Regions from separate parts of the Homo sapiens genome. Here region 2 is linked to region 1. The links are chromatin contacts, found by Hi-C in ENCODE. All regions are on one chromosome and are shown on one strand. Each heading gives the region's core, a stretch centred on a gene start or an enhancer-like site at or near the end of the contact. The rest is flanking DNA. Distances are from core to core; before and after follow the strand shown.

Evidence for each region. A loop is a pair of places that touch in the nucleus more often than their neighbours do. Pooled maps may share reads with other maps.
Region 2: a loop to region 1 is called in a map of B cell, with 20 times the contacts of the local background. The contact joins the promoter of PIK3R1 here to the promoter of SREK1IP1 in region 1. A Hi-C loop is called at or near these places in 2 of 168 maps with a recorded cell type or tissue (B cell and naive thymus-derived CD4-positive, alpha-beta T cell) and 7 of 50 pooled maps.

The regions. Positions count from the first base shown.
Region 1 is chr5:64,766,941-64,773,853 of GRCh38, reverse strand. It overlaps SREK1IP1 (SREK1 interacting protein 1), which reads left to right and starts at 5,163. Exons shown (of 5, transcript NM_173829.4): 1 at 5,163-5,349. The coding sequence starts at 5,337. It overlaps CWC27 (CWC27 spliceosome associated cyclophilin), which reads right to left and starts at 4,924. Exons shown (of 14, transcript NM_005869.4): 1 at 4,666-4,924. The coding sequence starts at 4,707. LOC124900985 (a long non-coding RNA gene) reads left to right here and starts at 5,358. Exons shown (of 4, transcript XR_007058787.1): 1 at 5,358-6,899. RefSeq lists enhancers at 4,428-5,152, 4,871-5,190, 5,341-5,430, 4,582-5,781, 5,153-5,879 and a silencer at 5,118-5,412.
Region 2 is chr5:68,212,607-68,218,552 of GRCh38, reverse strand. PIK3R1 (phosphoinositide-3-kinase regulatory subunit 1) reads right to left here and starts at 2,797. Exons shown (of 16, transcript NM_181523.3): 1 at 2,604-2,797. RefSeq lists silencers at 2,081-3,180, 3,401-3,620.

The sequences.
Region 1 (6,913 bases), core at 3,914-6,413:
TCATAACAGCAGATACTCCTTGGTAGAACCAGAAACTTTGCAACTAGAACCCCTCCCTGCTGGGCCCACAGGAAACAGTTTATAACTGTCTTATTTATAACCACAAATAACCAAAAAGAATGTTAGGCTCTAAATTTGAACATTGTGGCATAGCTGGAAACCAATTTCTCCAGTATTACTTCTTCTTTTTTCTCCCCTAGTATACCAAAGTAGATCAGTGTCAATAATTTGTGACCATCACAATCTTTTAGAATGCTCTTTCAAGTAAAGAGTATGCAATATAACTGTTCAAAAACATGAGGCTGTTTCTCATAGGTCAGTATCATCAATGCTAAGTCACATTTCACCACCCTAAAAAGAAACCCTGTACTCATTAGCAGTCACTCCCTATTTACCCCTACTCCTACTCTCTGGCAGCCACTAATCTACTTTCTGTCTGTGTAGATTTGCCTATTAAACATTTCATATAAACAGAATCATACAATATGTGGCCTTTTGTGTCTGGCTTCTTTTACTTAGCATAATGTTGCTTTCAAATTATATAGGGGTCTTTCAGTTCTACACATCTAGTTTTTAAATGTCTTGAAAATCACAATGACTTTATACTCTTACTGGTAAATATTTCAAGACACAATATATATTTAAGGCAAAGTTCACCATTGAAAACAATAAATAGAAATCCATATTTCCAATGGTCTTCATAATAATTTCTGATTTTTTTGACAGACTTCCCATGCTGAGGTATCAGCTCTATCATGTTCTTATGATTTGCTTGTTTATATTATTAATAATATCTTCAATAAGAAATTTGTGATGGCTGGTTTAGTTAATCTAAATACTATGGTCTATAAATCTATTTGGCTAGTCGTTATGAAAAATTACACCACAATGCCAAAAAAGTGCCTTTTTTTTTTTTTGAGACAGAGTCTCACCCCGTTGCGCAGGCTGGAGTGCAACGGCACGATCTCGGCTCACTGCAACCTCTGCTTCCCGGGTTCAAGCAATTCTCCTGCCTCAGCCTCCCGAGTAGCTGGGACTACAGGCACCCACCGCCACACCCAGCTAATTTTTTGTATCTTTAGTAGAGACGGGGTTTCACCATGTTGGCCAGGCTGGTCTCGAGCTCCTGATCTCATGATCCGCCCGCCTCAGCCTCCCAAAGTGCTGGGATTACAGGCATGAGCCACTGCGCCTGGACTTTTTTTTTTTTTTTTTTTTTTTTTTTTTTTGAGACAGAGTCTCACTGTCTCCCAGACCCGAGTGCAGTGGTGTGATCTCAGTTCACTGCAACCTCCACTTCCTTGGTTCAAGCAATTCCCCTGCCTTAGCCTCCTGAGTAGCTGGGATTACAGGCTCACAACATCATGCCCGGCTACTTTTTTTGCATTTTTTTTAGTAGAGACAGGGTTTCACCCTGTTGGCCAGATTGGTCTTGAACTCCTGACCTCAGGCAATCTGCCATAGTCTCCCAAAGTGCTGGGATTATAGGCATGAGCCACTGCACCCAGTCATCATCTTTTTATATATATTAAATAATGAATTTAAACAAAGGAAAAAAATACAAATATATATAGATTTTCTCCCCACAGCTCATGGATGGTTTTGCACACCCACTGAAGTATGCACTCACTGGTTTAGAAACCACTGCTCTAATGAACACACTAATTACATCATCCCTCCCTCCACAGGCTCTGGAATCAGGATGCCCAAATTCAAATACTGGCCCTTCCATTTACTAGCTTTGTTACCTTGCGCACACTATCTGACATCTCTGTCACTTAATTTCCTAATCTAAAAACGGGATAATAATATCTTTTAGGATTTCTGTGAGGACAAAATGAGCTGTAATACATAGACTGCTTAGAAAAGTAAATGACAAATAATAAGTGCTCAAAAAATGATAGTCATTATTACGTGGTTTTTTGGCCACAGGCAACTTACACCTAGTAAAAAGAATGCATATATAATCGGGCCACTTTGCTCACCAGGGTTTCTTAATCTTTTCATTAATAAGCTACTGAATTAATAAAGAAGGTATATGGCTCCTTCCTCCTCTGGCCATACATTCTCTTTGGTCATCACTACTTTGTAGGCCTCCTTGGCTCTTTCTCTTAAAATTCCCAATTAATACCTTGATAATATCATGTTTCTTATAAACATATATGCAAATATACTTATAAAGCCATTTTGATTTTCAAGATATTTAAAAACTAAGTGTGTACAACAGGAAGACAGACCCCTATCATTTGAAAGCAACATTACACTAAGTGAAGAAGCCAGACACAATTTAGAATAAGTGATCATAATATGTGGAAATTTCATCTTCAGGGAATTACCTCTTATGCTTAAAAACTTTCTGTCAAGTACTACATTTCTTTGCCTCATCTTCAGGGGCTAGGGTTACAGCAAAACACAGAACATTTATGGACAACCAGGGACCAAGCACTGGTATCATGTATCAATTACTTCCCAAGCTGATACTAAGTTCTTTGAAGGGAGGAATTTTGTCCCATTTACTCTGAATGTCTCTGTACGCTTTCAGCACCTAATGTACCATTAGATAGTAAAGGCAATAAACATTCGTTGAACAGACTTATTACATGTGCTTCAAATTCTTCACAGACCAAATTTTTGTCCACACTCTTAACCTTACAGAACTTAGAAGCTTTAATATCTTTGATGAGCCTTATGCTGGAAAAAGTCCCAAGCTGTTTTTGGATGAAAACTTGGGCCCTTATGTTATCATTCAGCCTATTTCTGTTCAGAAGATAGTATTTATCACATTTTGTAATTAAACATTTATTTGCATGATTATTCAGTCAATGTATACTTCACTCAACTAACTCATGACAACTGAGTCAATGCTGTGTTTTCTTTCCATTGTCTCCCTAAAACCTAGCATAGAGCCTGGCAATTGATTTGCTCAATCATTATTTGTTGAATGAATAATCTATTCAGGAATGTATCCTTGTTAAAGCTTTTCATCTATATGACCATGTCAAATCTTGCTTTAGAATAAAGCAATTAAGTCTGTCCTTGACCAGCAGTATAACCTCAAACTCACTGATGCTTAATACTTCTCAAAAACTAAGAAAAATATAGTATTAATTCATCCATCCATTCATTTATTCAATACCTATCTGAACTCCTTCTATCATGTATCAAGTACTGTTCCAGATGCTTGTCTCTGCCCTTATGTTCCTTACATTCTATAGGGGGAAGGTAGGAGGAAGGATACAGTAATACTAAATAATTAATAAATACCATGAAAAAAACTAAAAAGGTTAAGGGGGCCAGAGACTGCTGGGATGCAAGGCATGATTGAAGTTTGCTATTTCATAGAAAGTAGATAAGAAAGGGCTCTTTGCTAAGGTCAACACTTGATTAGACAGAGGAACAGCAAGTGTGAAGGCCCTGTCTGGCAGGATGGTAAATCTATTCAATCTCTACCAGTGTTTATTAACTGGGGGTGATATTGCCCTCAAGAAACATTTGGAAATAGGAGGAGGTAGGTATTTTGGGTTTTCACATTGATATTAAATAAGATAGGTGAGGGGTGGGATGGACATACTAATCTACAATGCCCAGGAGAAGTTCAAACAAAGAATTGAAAGAATTGGTCTGCCCATAAAATATCCATTACATTTTTGCTGGGAATTACAGCATTTTTGGTTTCACTTTTAAATTGCTCTCATTACATTATCAAATGTCAATGAATAAAAGACTGTATAAATTATTTATGATGCAATCATGTAACAAACAGGATGGTATGTTGTGTAAATTTAGCTTATCTTAATTCAACTATATACTTCCAATCTCATTTTCTCCAATATGCTGATTCATCAAATTTCATATGTGATATAAGCTAGGTCTCAATTTAAGAATTCAGGTGACACTTATTCCACAACAGACTCTTCTGCCTTGTACAGCATACAAACATCTTGGATGGGAATTGGCATACATTAGCCATCAAATCAATCAGAGAAACCTTTCCCCATTCTAATGTGGTAATAGTCCCCATTTCCCACTTTCTCTGACTGACAGTCATCTCAGGTTTTAAAACCAGCTCAAAAGATATCTTTTCCATGAGGCTTTTCCTAACTTCCCCAGTTGTTCACTACTCAGTACCGCCATAGCAACCTGGTCTCTTCTCCACAAGCACGCTTATCAGACATACAGGCTTTTGTTTACCTGTCTGTCTCACAAACTAAACTATAAGCTTTTCCGGGAAAACAACTACCTTACCCATCCATCTTTGTATCTCCGGCGCCTAGTACAGTGCCCAGTGCCTCGCAGGCGTTCAATTAATGATTGTAGAAGAAATGGAGAATGAATGACCTTAGTTAAGCAAAGAATATATCAAACTCAAAAATGTCTGTTTAAAAACCTAAGACCCCAGAAATCGGCTGCATGAGTTGGGTTAAAGCATTAAATAGGACCGGAATGCTGGTAGGTAGAGAAATCTCCACTTGACTTCTTCAAGTACATCCTGAAAAGTACCAACATCAGTGTTTCGATGCAACATTGTCCACATGCAGGAGTAAAGACAACACTTCTCGTGGTCTCTTCCTACCACGAGATCCTGAAACCCACTCCCCACCCCAAATCCGGGAAATCTCACTTTGGGGATCCCAGGACCCCAAGTTCCCTAGATGAGGCTCTCACCTTCCCATTCGTGGGAGGCTCCTGGATGTAGATGTTGCTCATCTTGGTCAGTACAAAGGACTCTGCTCCTTACGGGGGATGAGAGCGGCCGGCCGGCCACTAAAGCTGTCCGCCTACGAGTACACTCTTCCTTAAGTCCAGTGGTGCAGGAAAGCTTCAGTTTGTCAATATCACGCAAGACAGGGACACCAAACACTACCCCTGCCCAAAGGAGCCCCTCACGGACGCCGCCATGTTGTTACCGGACCCGAGCACCGCTAACCCTGAGAAGGGTTATTCCAATGTACTCCAGGGAACGAGAAAAGTCCGTAAAGTTACCATAGCTTAATGTTATTTATGTTATTTGTATTACAATATTAGAAGGGACACTTCATAAGTGTTGGCGGTGTTTACACTACTCTCGTGTGCAGATCAAACTAACTCCCCCTCCAAAACTATCAGTAATGGTTCGGACCATGTGTCTTCTGCAATATGACTCGTCCGGAAACTGCATCCGCATCTACTGGTTCTGCCGTCGCTAGAGGCGTACAGGCCCTTCCCGACCGTAGCGAGGGTGCTGCTGCGCTGGGGGAAGGAAAACGCCGCTTTGACTGTGCCTTGTTCTCACAGCTGGCGGGAAGCAAGCGCCTTTTCGAAAGCCAGAGGCTCGAGTTACCCCTCTTACCACCGTCATGGCAGTCCCAGGTAAGGAGCAATTACAGGGCCTCTGCGTCCGAGCTCCGAAGGGAGCGCAAGGGAGGGTAGGGTAGGGTGCGGCGTGTACGGAGCAGCGCCCATGGGGATTTAGGCGGAGGCCTTAAAATTCACAGGTTTGTTTTGTTTACATGAAAAAGTTTACACTCCAAACATAAACTCTGAAGGAAAGAAAATAACTATCTTCCCCCCAGGAGCCAAGCCCCAGCTGCTTGGGATTACAGGGAAAGTGTATTGTGGAAGGGAGGGAGGAGGGAGAGACTGTAACTGTAGGCCTAAGGGGGCAAGCGGCCGAGAAAAACTACCTTAACTGTGGTATGGCTTAAAACTAAAACTTGAAGTGGGAACACTTGGCCGACCCAGGTAACCGGAGGCATCGTTTGTCTTAGAAGTCGCTAGGACCCACCGGGTGTGCGGGTTCTACTCCTAGCTCTTCCTGTTGTATGTAGCTGCTCCGTGGCCATAGATTGGTCGCTTTGTGCTTCTGGGCCTCAGTTTCCTTATAAAAAGAAGGAGCTTTGTTGAATTATATATAAGATTTCTTCTAACTCTCAAATTCTATGTCCAGAAGTTACTGACCTAAAAACGGTGAACTCTGCAGAATAATTACTTAAAAGATTTTCTCGTCCTCAACTACCAGCTTACTTGGAAGTTCTAGTAGCGGAAAGCATCTCCTCAAACCAGCTTTGCCACTGCAGAACACTGATTGCAGGAGACATTTTCAGAAATACACACTTCTCCACCCCACCTCCCAACTTGGAAATTCCCAGCGCACTTTAGTAATAGAAAAGATTCTATTCTATTAGAATAGAATACTATGAATTGCTATAGAATTACTATGAACTATAGAATTACTATGGTTCAGAACCCTAACTTTGTTTAAACCTGCACTTCCCAGTATTATTTGACCAGGTTCTTTATTCTGTGGCAGCCTTTTTGAACCTCCTTCTACAGATAGCTGTTATTGGAACACTGTGCTTTTGTACTAACTGAAGTTTGCGGAGGAGTACATCTGGAGCTGTGAGAGAGGAAATGTACACTCTTTATTAAGCCTACTGTGTGCCAGGCACTGGTACTGGGCATTGGAAATACAGTGGTGAGCAAGGTAGACATGGTTACGCTTCACACAGAACTTAGAATTTAGCAGTGAAGAGAGAGAAATTTACAGAAAGTGGGACAAGTGCCATGGCAAGGAAAATACAAGACCTTAGCACAAAGTAAGGGCACCAAACACATACAGGATGGGCAGAAGGACTTTCCAAAGGAGGTAGCACTTAGGAGGAGATCTGAATTGTAGGAGGGGTGGCTTGAAGGGAGAGGAGACTGCAGTCGGAGGAACTGGATACGTAAAGGAAGAGGAAATATGTGAAAAGAGGAAATGAAAGATGTTTTCTATGGATGGAACTCAAATACAGATGGGAGATAAGTGAGAAATTAAGTACAGAGGTAGTAGCTGTAGCTAATATTGACTAATATTTATGTGTCAAATATGTCAGAATGAAAGATGTTTTCTGTGGATAGAACTCAAATACAAATGGGAGGTAAGTGAGAAATT
Region 2 (5,946 bases), core at 1,548-4,047, 3.4 Mb before region 1:
AATCACAAAATGCAAACACAATAAAAGCTGAACTAGAATTGTTCCTATTTTAATGATCATGTGAACAATCTTTCAGAGTAGATGCCTTTTTACAATACTCCCCTGAACGACCAATATGTTGATTGAACATATCAATTTAGGTTGATATGTTCAATCAACATATCAACCTAAAAATTATATGACAGTCATGGAAAAATGTAAAGAAATGGCCAAAACTTTTAACAGTACAAAATTTGGGTTAGTTTGAGTAGGTTTGCATTTACAATTCAAAGTCCTTCAAAAATCACGTTAGGTGAAACTGACATTACCAAAAGATAAACGCATACCACCATCATCACTGTCTATAATCAAAATATGTATTCCTATAACTTATTGTTCCACTTCTGTTTCCCAGAACCAACTTTATTCTGTGAGGATTTCCTGCGCTTAGTATATTTAAACTCAAGAAATCGCTAAAGAAAAAACATTCAATAAATGGGAAACAAAATGCTTTTTACACTGACTATACAGCATCATGGATAGGAAGAGACTCACTGATATCATTATTTTTAAAAAGCAGATAAAACATCAAATAGCAGTGTGTACACTGCAGAGTTCTGTTATGCAACTAAGAACAGGTCCCAAGTCAAGATGAAAGTTAAAAGTAAATGCACATTACACTTTGCAAGCCAGTATCAGATACATTAAACTTTCTCCCAATCATAAAAATCTATCCACTTCTCTGGAAAAAGTAATATGATTATCTAGTACCTACCTGCATATAAAAGCTGAAGAGGCAAGCAGTGACAATACCCAGCAGTTCTGCAAGGCAGGGAGCCTCCTCCACTGGCCTTTCCAACTTAAACCTTAACTCTGAACCAACATTTCTTCCCAAACTTTAGCCGCAGGCACGCGCGCGCACACACACACACACACACACACACCCCCACACATTACTCTTATTTTCTTTATACTGGTCAAAAACACTTGCTTCCTAAAGTTTAATCAACTTTTGCACCTAAGAAAACTCTTATCTGCTTTCTTCTAAACGGTTTTTCAAGAACAGTGTAATCTGTCAAAAAGTTGTATAGCTAGTGAGTTGCTTTTTCTTCCTTTTTCAATGTTAAAAGATACTTGTGGCCTTCTGTGCAGAAGTCACCAAATTCCTAGTAATTCAAACTGTGACAATCTAATATTCTAATAACCTGCTTAAGAAATGAACCTGTCTGCCCACTCCAACCCTTCCTAGCTAATATCTAACCATCTTTAAGGTTGCCAAAACGTAACAGAACTAATGAAGCATTAAAATATAACTCCACATCAAGCCTTGACCAATAAGCTCTGTGAATATCCCTCCTGATTACTAAAACTTGAGCCTCATCACACCAAAATGACAATCTTATGTTGCATTCAAAACCCGGAACTGCTTTATCCATTGGTACTTCGCACTGGCTGACAAAGAGGAAAAGAAGAGAAAAAAGAAAAAAAACCTAAAATCATGAAGCCCCCAAATAAAGAGCAGACTCACACTCGGACACCAACAGCGCTGCAGCTCAAGGGATTAACGGTGGAAGTGAGACCTTTCCGATATTAATAGCGCCCCGGGAAACAGAAGAATTCCCCCAAACCCAGTTGACACACATTCTGCATTCAACACGTAACAGCCATTCTGCATATATCCTTGCATTTCAGGCTCCAATTCTGGTTATCAAAGTGTATTTCTGTACAGGAGTGCCTGGCCAGAGGTTTTCTGTTCTCTTTGTCTTGTGATCTGAGGGGCAGTTTCTGAGCTTAGGTTAGAGCTGTGGTTTCCAGAGAATTGCCCACGATATTTTAGCTCCGGGTTGCAGGCTCCCTGGCTCTCCCCAGCCGGCTCCATATTGCTGGGCAGGTCCCTCCCGCCTCGCCCCACGTTCCAAAAGCTGGATTTCCGGGCGGTTCCAAGACCCCACTAAATATGCCTCCAACAACCTGCCCAAGCTTGGCTGGCAATAAACGCTGAGTTAGGGCCCCAGCGACCAACCGCCCCGAGGCGCACTTCCCCCACCCCGGAAGAGGAGGGCGGCAAACTTCGGAAGGCGGGGGTTAGGGGACGAGCTCCGGGGACCACCGCCGCCTCGCCCGCCCCGGGAAGGGCCCGGGCAGCGACCCTGGCTGCAGCTGGAGGGCCACGGGGGAAGGGAGCGCTCCTTCCCGCAACACGAAGGCAGCGGCCAGGGCGCTCTCCTCCGGTGAGGGGCCCCGGAAAACTGCAGCAAGGCGACAGCGGGGACCCTCCGAAGTGTGCGGTGACGGAGGGTGGGAGGAAGCCCGAGCTCGTCGGCAACTCCGGGGGCAAATGCGACCGGCGGCGTGCAGGACCAGCTCGCAGGAGGACGGGGGAAACGGGAGTCAGGATGGCGGGGATCTCACAGGACGCCGGCCGCGCGCGGGGGTAGTGCTGCCCGGCGGCCAGGAGATGCCGGAGGCGGGGAGGGCCGGTGGCCAGCCCGCTTCCCCCCGGCGGGGCTCTGCAGAAGGAGAAGCCGCTGCCAGTGACAGGAAGAGAGTCGCGGCAGCCGTGCACACATGCACCGCCTCCCCCGCCCGAGCACACACACCCGGGGCTGCTGCTGCCTACCTACCCCGCCCGCCGGCTTCCTTCCTCTGCGGGGCCCGCGCTGCAGCGGTGGCCTCCTGCCCGCTCGGTTCCGACCGGCCTCCAGCCCGGCTGCGACCCGCCGGCCGTGCCCGATCCGTGCTTGCCGTCTCCGACAGCTAGCCTGCCGCCCTCGCCGCTGCCGCTGCTTCCTCCAACTCCGCTCCAGCTGCTGGCGACTCCTCTCCGTGCGCCCGCAGCTCCAGCGCCCGGCGCTAGCCCCGCCTCCGGCCCGGCCCCGCGCGCCCCGCCCCCGAGCCCACACCAACCAGAGCCCGCGGCTCCGCCCCTTTCCGTCCGCACGGCTCGGGCCTCCGAGCCGGCGGCTGGCAGTGGGGGAGCGAGCTCAGGCCTGGCGGACCCTTCCTGCCACCGCCCTCGCCTTCCGCCCCCCAGCCGCGGGGATGCCCCGGGCGGCCGTGCCGCGCGCTGCCTCCGCTGCGGAGTGCTCTGGCTCTACACGTCCCGGGCCCGCCCGGCTGCTGGGCGTCTCCCAGCGCAGAGGCGGAGGGGTTCGGGGAGGTCGAAGACAAGTTCAGACCTCCCTGGAGGCTGGCTGCGTCTCTAATCCGAGTGTCTTTCAGCCAACCCCAGGCTTTTTCGAGCCCCTAGCGCCCCAGCAGAGTGGCTGGGGTGGGGAGGACTCGGATTCCAGAGCTCGCCAAAGCGGAGAGGCCCTGCAATTCCTGGTCTCGCCAGCACTGCCTTCCGAGTGGGCGGAAAACCCGCGGCACCCGCCTGGCGCTCCGGGGGTGAAGGAGGGGTGAAAGGGTGAACCGGAGGGACGGGCGCCCGCAGCCTGCCGCTGGCTAACTCCGGCAGCCTGGCACCGCCGCCTCCGGGAGCCAGGCGGACCCGCGAGAAGGGAAGAGAGTTTTCTGAGGGCGTACGCTGGCTGATGGCTTCTAGTCCTGAGATGACAGAGCAAATGGAGGTCACTCAGGCAGACCACGGGCCCCTCGGCGTTCGCGGAGTCGGGGGCGGGGTTGGCGGGGGGTGGGGTTGGCGCGGGCGGGGGGGGCGGGGAAGCGCAGGTGAATTACATTGTCTCTTAAAGGTGTTAGTTTTGAAATGCATATTCTTCAAGTAATAATTACCTAAGTTGCTCCAGAAAAATTTGATGTTGGTTCAAACCTTCCACTGATGGTAAGATGGAATGCCAGCACCACGTGTGCCACTCTTTCATATTAAAACATGTGAGAATCTGCTTCCTAAAAGCTCTTTCCAGATTCTCCTTTCTGCAGCTTAAAGCCCTGCACCCGCCCACCCTGTTTGCCTAAAGCCCTTTTATAGTTCCCTCCCAGTTTCCTTGCAAGAAAACTCTTAAAAACAAACACACAAAACCTAAGCACTTGGCCTCTGTAAAACGTTGAATTTGGTGGTTTATTCTTGTGGACGTTGGAAGTAGAGGGAAGAACGTCCTAAAATTCATCGCTTATCCTTAAAAAATATCATTTTTAAAGGTGACTCACCTAACAGAAAAGTAAGCTCCACTTTAGGCTATTCAGACACTGGTGTTTCTATTATTCCAAGATGTCTCTTGCAGAGGCGACACAAAAACAGGCAGCTACCCACATCATGTTTAAGAATACACTTTATCTGAAAGCAAATAGGAAATTTACCAAGGTACCTTCTTCACACCTACTGTGTGAAATGAAGGACTTCATGCATTCTCTGTCTGTAAATGGAATGATATACCTTGCCTTGCAGTAGAATTACTTTGATCCAATCCAATAAGCTGAGATGAAACTGCTGTGACCTTCCCAGTATTTCCTTTAGGTTCCGCTCTGAACAAACTCTAACAGTGAAAACCTTGCTAGTTATCTCCTTCTTCTGGAGATAGCTGGAAAGAGTCTTATGCACTATTGCAGTGGGATTCTGTTCACCCGCAAACCTAAAAACAATAAAATTCCCAAATGCACCTCCTCATTTAGACACAGTCTTTAGTAATTTATTTCCAGCATACATTGTATTTCCTTTACGTTTTTTCATCATAAAGAGTGTCCCAAGGGAAGAAAATAAGGCTCTCTTTTCATATACTAAATAAATTCAGTATTTCATTTGTTTTAAACTGATGATATCTCCCCATATCACTAGTATTAGCATTTTTATTTATTTTCACCTTCAATTGATTTCTATGAAACAAAAGCAAAGGCAACAAAACAGCAGTATTCAAGCTTTTTTAAAAATAATCTTTTTATTTAATAAAATCTAGTCTAGAATCCCCAAATACAACTATAAGATAAGAAGTCATGTAACAAGACCAAGAGGCCCATTGCACCACCTCCCTTCCTTCTGTCTAGAACCTCTGGATCCTTGGACTAGAAACATCTGGATCTCCTGAGAATTTGTTGGAAATTCAAATTGTCCTCACTGAATCAGGAATGCTGAGGGTGGAGCCTAGCAATCTGTATTTTAATAAGCTCTCCAAGTGATCTGATGCATGCCCTATGGTTTCAGAACTATTACTCTAAGGCTTCTGGAAACACTGATTGAAAACCTCTGCAATAAAATACTCACATTAAGTACCCAAACACCATGGTTCAATCAGTAATGGCCAAACTGTTGGCCAGCAGGTAGTGACACCAGCAAGGAGCTCGAAATAGCAGAAGATGTACAATTTGCAACGAAAGGGGTGATACAGGGGTGTCACATACAAGGCATAAGAAGTCAAGGACCCCCCAATGTCAAGAAAGGCTGAGTAGCTATAGGCTGAGAAAGAATTCTCCCCAAAGTATGGTAGGATACTCTCATTTGGCATCATCATTCCAGCTACATCAATATTGTGAGTGCTAGAATTAGCTTTCATTAGACTTGAAACCTAAGAATGTATCTTAGGGTTCAAAGCCAATGTGAAATACAAATGGCTTAGACCTTTACTTCTCAAGTGAGGCCCATAGACCAGCAGCTTTGGCACTATGTAAGAGCTTGTTAGAAAGGCAGAATCCCAGGCCCTATCCCAGGCATACTTAATCAAAATCTGCATTTTAACAAGATTATCAGGTGATTCCTATGCAAGTTAAACTTTGAGAAGCCCTATCTTAGACAGGGGTTCTCAGTTTTCTCTACACATTGCAAATACCTGAGGAGCTTATAAAAATCTCAATACCTGGTCTGCACCCCAGATGGATTACATCAAAATCTCTGGGGTGAAATGCAGGCATTAGTAACTTTTCAAGCTCCTCACATTATTCCAGTGGGAAGCCAGATTTTAGGAACCACTGCTTTGGAGGAGCCACTTAAGAAAGGCGCTATTAGGAAAGCCCTCTGGGTACAGTAGAGTACAAATGGCTGGTCTTAAAGCGGGCAGCTGAACTAGAGTTTAGCTA